Linked DNA regions of Homo sapiens: regions 2 and 3 are each linked to region 1. Evidence: chromatin contacts called from ENCODE Hi-C or POLR2A ChIA-PET data. All regions are on one chromosome and are shown on one strand. The core of a region is the stretch at or near the end of the contact, and the rest is flanking DNA. Distances in the headings are between cores, read along the strand shown.

Evidence for each region. Hi-C counts contacts between places; a loop is a spot of excess contacts on that map. ChIA-PET counts read pairs that join two places held with the same protein, here RNA polymerase II (POLR2A). Pooled maps may share reads with other maps.
Region 2: POLR2A ChIA-PET joins it to region 1 with 10 read pairs in A549. The contact joins the enhancer-like site here to the promoter of TRAPPC8 in region 1. POLR2A ChIA-PET finds 5 or more read pairs at or near these places in 2 of 52 experiments (A549 and MCF 10A).
Region 3: a loop to region 1 is called in a map of aorta, with 11 times the contacts of the local background. The contact joins the enhancer-like site here to the promoter of TRAPPC8 in region 1. A Hi-C loop is called at or near these places in 2 of 168 maps with a recorded cell type or tissue (aorta and ascending aorta) and 8 of 50 pooled maps.

What each region holds. Positions count from the first base shown.
Region 1 is chr18:31,941,765-31,944,659 of GRCh38, reverse strand. It overlaps TRAPPC8 (trafficking protein particle complex subunit 8), which reads left to right and starts at 1,532. Exons shown (of 29, transcript NM_014939.5): 1 at 1,532-2,052. The coding sequence starts at 1,896. RefSeq lists enhancers at 1,548-1,757, 1,859-2,637 and a silencer at 1,808-1,927.
Region 2 is chr18:31,452,683-31,455,577 of GRCh38, reverse strand. All of the region lies in intron 1 of DSG3 (desmoglein 3), which reads right to left. Among named protein-coding and RNA genes, the nearest start is that of DSG3, 6.4 kb to the right of the region's middle. Within about 2 kb of position 1,382, at least 4 of the 41 ENCODE cell types and tissues checked have a DNase peak (open chromatin) inside an H3K27ac peak, as active enhancers do.
Region 3 is chr18:32,276,870-32,279,764 of GRCh38, reverse strand. The region is part of intron 4 of GAREM1 (GRB2 associated regulator of MAPK1 subtype 1); the gene reads left to right. Among named protein-coding and RNA genes, the nearest start is that of MEP1B, 88 kb to the right of the region's middle. Within about 2 kb of position 1,449, at least 2 of the 41 ENCODE cell types and tissues checked have a DNase peak (open chromatin) inside an H3K27ac peak, as active enhancers do.

The DNA of each region.
Region 1 (2,895 bases), core at 283-2,782:
GGTGGCCACCCCAGCCCGCCAGACACAAATGCCTATCTGATTGTTCCCCTACCCCATTTTGTCTGTTATCTTATGAAAAATGCAGACTCCCACATTCTTCCTCTGCCCATTTTATGTCATCTTATGTAAAAAATGCAGATTCACTGAGCCAGAGAAAGGCAAGAATTACTATTTTCTCCTACCGCCCCCTTACATGAAAACGGTGTGCTTCTCAATATCCCGCCCTTTCCCCTTTAAATTTGGAGCACTCAAAATCATCTTCGAAGAAAGGCATAGACCTGTTTCCTGGGCTCGTACTTAACTTCGGCAAATAAATCTCCTAAAGTGATGGACTCTCTTATAAATTAATCTGTAGCCAAGGCATGTCATCAATATGTCCTACTGTGCCTTCCTACCTCCCATTTATCAACTTACATGAGAAGCACACATCTTACTTGTCATAAATTATTACCTTAGTGAAAACCTGAGGGTGTCAAGAAGTCGAAAAATTTGAGACATTGACGTTGGGGAAGACACCTTTAATTAGAGCACCATAAAATCATGATAGAATGATACATTTTTCCTTGCCTTATATTTTTGGCATGCAAAACAGAAGGAGCTCAAACAATTGAGTGACACATTAGTAAAATTCCTTTCATTCATTTCTACTTACAAGGCACACACCATTGACCTCACCCCGTCCCCCCCTTTAAAACAATATTTGACCCGCGCCCCCCCCCCTTTAAAGCAATCTTTGAAAAGTTAGGAATGAAAGCCGGTTCAGGACAGTACACAGTACACAAATACTGGCTTCCCCTACCTCCACCACAAGCAAGTAAACATCCTAGCACAGTGTAAAAAGGAAGAGGCTGAGGACGAACCACGCGGACATTTGCAGGCACACCCCTTCCCTGCGACCAACAAAAATGCAGTAGCGCAATTACACTTGAAGGAATTGCAGCACTCACAAAAGCACACATTCTGTTCAATGGTTGAGTCCACATAAAGTGACAGTCCGTTTCTAAAAGCATGGCTGTATTTAAAGGACACATGGTCTGTTCAGGTCCGCTTCAGCGAAACCCCAAGCACTTCCGAGAGATCCACTCCCTCTCTCCGAGCAGGTGCCACTAGCTGCTCCGCCGGCGAGCGTAGGAAGCAGCGCGACCAACCAAATCGGTTGCCCACAACAGCCAGGGACGTCAAAAAGGCCAAACTGCGTGGGAAGCGAGCGTGCGCCTCCATCACCACGACAGCACCCGTCTCGAGGCTCCACCTGCCGCTAGTAGGTGGCTCTCAGCTCTGCTCTGCTAAGGGCGAGCTTGAGAACCCGGCCTACAGTTGTGCACCTCCCCCCGCCCCCGCCCCCGCCCCCGCCCCCGCCCACCGCACTTGTAGCCCCGCCCCGCCCAGGGAGCTTCCGTCACAACACTTCCGGCTCCAGCCTCCCAACCGGCCTCCGTCGTTTTTCACTTCCCTCTCCTCAGCTCTCTTCCCTTGCCCCTACCGTCTCCTTTAACACAGTCACGTGAGGGACGCGCGCGGGGGCAGCTGGGAGTAGTACTGCCGGTTGGTCAGGGTTCGGCCTCAACATGGCGGTTCCGGCCGGGCAGTGACCAAGGTTTTGCCGTCCGAAGGACTAAGTGGTGACTGTCGGCGTCTCCACCTATCGGGGTGGAATGCGAGCACGCGGGGACGAGCGCTGAGAAGCGGCGGTGACGGGAAGGGGGGGGTCAGTGGATTGTGCCCCAGAAACCGAAGCGGCGGCGTCTGTTCCTTCTTGTTTCTAGGCTCCAGTGCGTTCGGGGCCCCGCCCGGCCGGGCCAGGCCGGCGGGCGGCGGCGGTAGCTGCTGCAGCCGCAGGATAACCTCGCAGGGTGGGCCGGAGGGCGGGCGCCGCCGCTGCCTGTGCTGCGGCGATGGCCCAGTGTGTACAATCAGTGCAGGAGCTAATCCCGGACTCCTTCGTCCCCTGTGTCGCTGCGCTGTGCAGCGACGAAGCCGAGCGGCTCACTCGTCTCAATCACCTCAGCTTCGCGGAGCTGCTTAAGCCCTTCTCCCGCCTCACTTCCGAGGGTATGTGGTATCCTCCCTTTTCCAGTGGGCTCCCGCAAAGCCGTGGTCGGGAGAAGGAAGTTGCGGGCGGGCAGGGAAGAGAAGGGCAGTGTTTACGTCCTGGAGCCGGTACCGTGGCGTCTGGGGCTGTGGCCCCGCGGTGCTCCGGGGGCGGCTGGAGGAGGGACCGTGAGGTTGTCAAGACAGCGCAGTCCTAAGCTCCAGTTTCTCTGGGCACTTCCTTTCTTCCTCGGACAACCTAGGTCGTTAAGTAATTGGTGCAAAGATAAACGTGAGTCTTCGAGAACGGCATTGAGACTGTTCTCCACGGCCATAGCGAAGGAATTAGGCACTTGCAAAGCAGCTAAGGTAGGAAAATGCTGCCTCTTAGACCGACAGGGTCTGAGTAAGGAAGACCTGTCATCCTCCCTTGGATGTTAAACTGGACTTTGAAAGTAGTTGTGGATGTTATTACATTCTTGTAGCGTTGAGGGTCATCTCTGTCTGAACTACCGTGTAGCTGTTTTACTAATATATTCTTAGCTATACGGTATTTTGCTTAACCTCTCAAGAAAATTAAAAGTATTATAAGAAGAATAAAACTTGAAGCAGCTTTTTGCCCTAAGGAAGAGGAAGCAAGCCCAAGTTGTGGTTAATTTAACCTGGATATTTGGAGTTATCTATAGTTATAGGGATGGAAATGTCTTCTCTTGTTAATGAATGTCTTGTTAAGAAGCTACCCGTTTTCTCCAGTTTTGGATTTTTTTATTAGGAGAAAATAATGTGGTAAAGCTTCAAGCATGTTTTAGCCAATATCTTGCAAACAACAAAGTCCAAGTAAAGTTTTTTTTGTTAAGGTCGGTA
Region 2 (2,895 bases), core at 133-2,632, 490 kb after region 1:
TTTACTGATGTCTCTTTTTCTGAGTTTGTACAACACATATTCTGTACCATGAAATTTAGCCCATGATGGTTTACCACAGTTTATTATTTCTTGTTTTATGCACATGAAAGAATTTCTGTGCTAAGCCAGGAGTATTGTAAACTTTCCAGTTCAGTGCTATTAGGTTATTTTTTTTTTCTTGTAACCCTCACAGGTGCTTAACAAGTATTTGCTAATCCACTGATTATCGGATGAATCTGGTCGGAAAATAATGGTGGAAAATAAGTCAGAAGAAAAAAAAAACTAGAAGAGTAATAACAGTAGCTAATGTTTATTGTGTAGTTTCGGTATCAGCTGCTACTCCTAGAGCTTTATACTTACTGTTTTATGTAATACTTACAGCAGGCACCTGAAGGAGATTCTAGTATTATAATCCCTAGTATACAGATGAAGAATTGGAGATGCAAGGGAATGAATACTTTGCCCTAGCTAATGGCCATAATAGGATAGCGACCGCAGTAGCCTAACTCCAGAGCATGTACCTCACTACTACTAAATTCTTTTTTTTTTTTTTTTTGAGACGGAGTTTCGCTCTTTTTGCCCTGGCTGGAGTGCAATTTTTGCCCTGGCTGGAGTGCAATGGTGCGATCTTGACTCAATGTAAGCTTCGTCTCCCGGGTTCAAGGGATTCTCTTGCCTTAGCCTCCCGAGTAACAGGGATTACAGGCATGGGCACACCACCACACCCGGCTAATTTTGTATCTTTAGCAGAGACGGAGTTTCACCATGTTGGTTAGGCTGGTCTCGAACTCCTGACCTCAGGTGATCCACCCGCCTTGGCCTCCCAAAGTGCTGGGATTACAGGTGTGAGCCAACTACTGCTAAATTCTAACCAAAGTTGTCATAAAGAGAAAAAAAAAAAAAACAAACTAATGGTACAAAGAAAATTATATGACAGTCAATTTAGATTTCTATTTGGCAAAAGACTATGGTTGCTCTTGAAACAATGTAGATTGTTTATTTTCTAGGGTTATAATGAATAGACTAGTCCAAGTCTGAACCAAATGAGTAATTATGTCAGACATAAGATGTCAGGACTCTTCCCTTCTAGACATTCCAGCTGAAACCTTGATTCCAAAGAGTGCGTGTTCAAATTTGTCATGGAAAAGAACCATTACTTGTGGTTATAACATGTCTCAAAATTATTTTCCAACATTGTTGCTCTTTTTAAAGCAGTACCTTGAGTTACTTGGTAGAAAAGACCAGATAAATGTAGTAACTGCACAATTCCTTTCTCAGCGCATAAAAATGACTCAGCTACACATGAGAGGAGGGATGGGCCAGGCAGGCTCCCCTTTACAGGAAAACTGGAGAGTCATCCCGAAAATATGAATCATGCTTGGACTAGCCCTACAGAGAATGATTCTTCTAATACACAATAAGGTAGAATATTTGTTTTCCCAGGAAGTAGGTGATGGGAAACATTTCTGAATATTGCAATGATCTTCAGATTTTTAGAGGACAGCACAGCCTTACATTATTTAGAATAGTATTTTTTTAAAAAAATTATTTTAGTTAATATTTATATAATGGCTACTTGTTTTAGTTAATTTGCTAATATAATAATTTTGGACATTTTAAAAACAATTTATGTGTTTTTATTTGTAAATCTATTTTCATTGACAAAATTGTATATATTTATCATGTACATGTTGTTTTGAGATATGTATAAACTGTGGAATGACTAAATCAAGCCAATAAATATTTACATAGTTTTCTGACGATTTGAATGAACTAAGTTGTCTCTTTTGGTGGCCTGGATTGGAAATACCAACATGGAGAAAACCTCCCTTATCTTGAGAATTACTGTACTTTTCTTTCTTTTTGTTTTCTGGTTATTTTGTAAATTTTAATTATATGATTTTTAAAGCATTGATATAGCCTTAGTGCCTTGGTATAGATATGAATTACAAATATTATCAAAAGCAAATCTAATTATTAAATTTAAAAAATATATGAAATAAAGCAATTTGATATCCATATGCTCTATTTGTTAATAAAAATGTATATGGTTGTATCACTAAGGTTCCTATTGAATATGGTATGTACACAATAAATATAATCTGAGGATATGGGTAGCTAGATTAAACAAAAAGCAAGTATAATAGCACCTGCTCTTTAGTTTGGCCGAGATCTTGTTTGGGGTTACCTCATGCTTTAGTGTGGCAGGGGACAGAACATAAGACTATGGATTAGATGCAGGTAGCTCATCCCAGCCAGGCCTAGGGCCTGACTACACTTCTGATTTCTAGAATGGGGATTCTTGGGGAAATTTGTAGAATGAATTAGATAATTCAAATAAATCAGTCCAAATTTTAAACATGATTTTGTATTTATTAAATTTTTTTGGGAAAAATGTCATGAAATATACACAGGTAAGTAATATCATTCATATTAGCATCTTTCATAATATCTCATAGCTTTCTATATATATTGAAATTTAAAATTTAAAAACTCTGAAACATTGTGATAAACTTTGTATTTATCAAAGCAAATTCCTTAATTGAACAAAGTTGATATATATCTGATTACTTGGAAATTATTTAATTGTGAAGAATTCAATTTCCAATAACTGATTTTTAGAGTAAATTCAATTAATTTAGAAAGTTAAGCCTTGTATCATGACAGAATGCTAAGAAAAATAAATATCCCTGGATATTCTTAAATGCTCATTTGAAATGCTGTGTAGGCTGCAGTCAAGTATGATAATATAAAATTGGATACTGGATTCTGAATCACTGAATTTAAATCCAACTCCCAACCATGTACTAGCATATAACTTGGGAACATTCCTTAATCTTTCAGTTTCTTCATCTGTACAATAGGAATAAAAATTAATTTTACTTACCTTATAGG
Region 3 (2,895 bases), core at 200-2,699, 340 kb before region 1:
GCACCAGGGACCAGTTTCATGAAAGACAATTTTTCCACGGACCTGGCGTTGGGGGAGGGAGTGGTTTCGGGATGACTCAAGTGTATTGCATTTATTGTACACTTTATTTCTATTATTATTACATTGTAATATATAATGAAATAATTATACAACTCACCATAATGTAGAATCAGTGGGAGCCCTGAGCTTGTTTTCCTGCAACTGGATGGTCCTATCTGGGGGTGATGGGAGACAGTGACAGATCATCAGGCATTAGATTCTCATAAGGAATACGCAACCTAGATTCTCATAAGGAACGTGCAAAGATCCCTCACATGTGCAGTTCACAATAGGGTTCATGCTCCTATGAGAATCTAATGCTGCCACTGATCTCACAGGAGCTGGAGCTGGGGCAGTAATCCAAGGGATGGAGAGCAGCTGTAAATACAGATGAAGCTTCACTGGCTCACTTGCCAGCTGCTCGCCTCCTGCTGTGCAGCCTGGTTCCTGTCAGGCTACAGACCAGTATCAGTCCATATCCCAAAAGTTGGGGACCCTGTTCTATTGGATAAGTCTTGTTCCAAACCTGTACAATTAGGTATATACCATTTGTATAAAATCACATTAATAGGAAGGTTATACACTACTTAAGTATATTTATCACGTACACTCCTTGCTCAGGAAAGATCTTTATTCTACTCCTCAATGGCATATACTTTCTGAGTCCATGAAAGCACCCTAAATGTTAAACAAGTACATCTTTTCAGAACCACTTGCCCCTCCTGCCACTGAGTAAGTGGCTGCCCGCTCCTTCCCCTGGGCCTCCCTTGCCTGAGGCTGGAATATTGGAGACCATTTCTGAGAAAGGTCTGTCTTAGGTCCTTATCATCAATGTATAAAAATGGAAAAAAGAAGCTCACGCATCTAAGAATCAGGATTTTGACTGTAAATCACATTTGCCCTTGTGTAATTAATCAAATAGAGGTTCATTTATTGTACTTTGTCATTATAAAACTTTAATTTCTGTTTGACTGAAAATATCCGCTGATGGTTATGTGACAGGGTTATGAACTCTGTATAAAAGCCTCTTTATAAATAAGGTTTCTTAACGGCTGTAATGATTTTGTTATCTGGGAGTGTGGGAAGAAATGTAAAATACAGGGCAGAGGGCAGTCAGTGAAGGCAAAGTTACAAAGTTCAAGGAAGCATGGTTACAAAACTCCTTTCTTTGGGTTGCTGACATTGTCCTGCATTTGGCTTTTTAGGGAAGAAAATGCACAAGAAAGGTGAATCTCATTTTAAATCAAGCTCCCCTACAGTGTATGTATTTTCTTAATCATTGTCAATATGGAAACAAAACGATCCTTACACCACCTAAGTATGCCAAAATCTCCTTATTGATTGTCCACAATTCCAAACAATATGAACTTTGAGACAGGAGGTATACTCTCTCCCCCACGCCCCTGCCAGGCATGTGACAGTTGATTCTAGAAGGTTAACTCAGGAAATACATGGCCCTGTCAGCAGATGTCCCTAGATCCATCATCTTGTATGTAAGAGTTGAGCACCCACCACTGCTCTGAAATTGATTTTTTTCCCAAAAGGCTATCTGAAAACTGCTAAGACCATGCCTTAGTTAACTGTCCTTTTACGTTTCTTAAGCTCTTTGGTCCTGTTAGTGACTGCATGTGAAAGTTCTGTTTCCTCCACAGAACAGAGGAGTCAGAAGTTGTGAAAAACAAAGGCTTTCCAAGAAATGCTGTTGTACCAAAAAGCCCCCAGTCTTAGACATATTGTTTCATAAACCCCTAGGAAGTATCAGAGAAAGAGGTGTAACAGGAGAAAGAAATTATTTCATAGATACTATGTAGAAAGCACTCCAATTGTATGTATGTTTCAGTTTTTGTCCTCCAAAGATCTACATGTAACTCTGCTTTCCACTCATGCAATGATGAGCTTCCTACTGTTAACAAATTCTCGTGCATTATTTTCAACATGTTGCAATTTAGAGGAGACAAATTACTGATCCTTGACCTGTGCTCAATTCCCTCCCAACTAAGCAAGAGTTAGAACTGTAAGGAGAGAAGGGAAAAGAAGGTTAAATGTCTATTCCAGGACTCAGGAAATGACGTTAAGCTCCCTGGGCAGTATTCTGAAAGTAAAGAAAATAGTTCCATTTTATGATGTGTTTGATTTGGACCATAGATTGGAGTTGCACTTGACTTTGTTGACCACTTCCACTTAGAAACATGAAGCTTTCCAAAGCATTTGTTCTATTAGTGTGTTTCATCTTTGCTTTCACTGTTAAGATGATATGCTACCATTAATTTATTTTTCTAGCTTTATGTGGCCAGTGATGGCATGACAGAGGCAGGGAGCAATGGAAAAATGGTCTCCCCTTTATCTTCTTAAATTAAAGGTGAGCACAGGGTCCCAGGCATCAGTGTACAGTTGACCTCCAGCTTACATGCATGCATATACGTACCCAGGCACATTTTTTCAAGTTTCTTTAAAGTTTTTTTTTAAAAGGCATGCCTTCTTCAAACCAGTATCCTTTTGTAACAACTGCCTCACTCCTTTCTTTCCAGACAATTCCTGAGAAGAGTGATCTGCCCTCACGAACACCACTCTTACCTCCTGTCTAACTTTGACTCACTAGAGTCTGGCTCTGCCCCCTCACTTGACTCACGCCTCATTTGCTAAGATCACCAGTGACTTGCTAGCTGTCACATAAGGGGAACCTCTTCCAGCCTCTTTCCTGACTTCCTGACATCTCTCCATCTTTGCACTGTTGTTCCCCTGCAGCTCTCCCTCCCTTGGCTTCCTTGACGCCATTCAGGCATGATTCTGCTCTGTGAGCACTAAAGTGTAGTTACCTGTTTTTCCCCTCCTGTCTTCTCTTCTGCCCATCCTTTG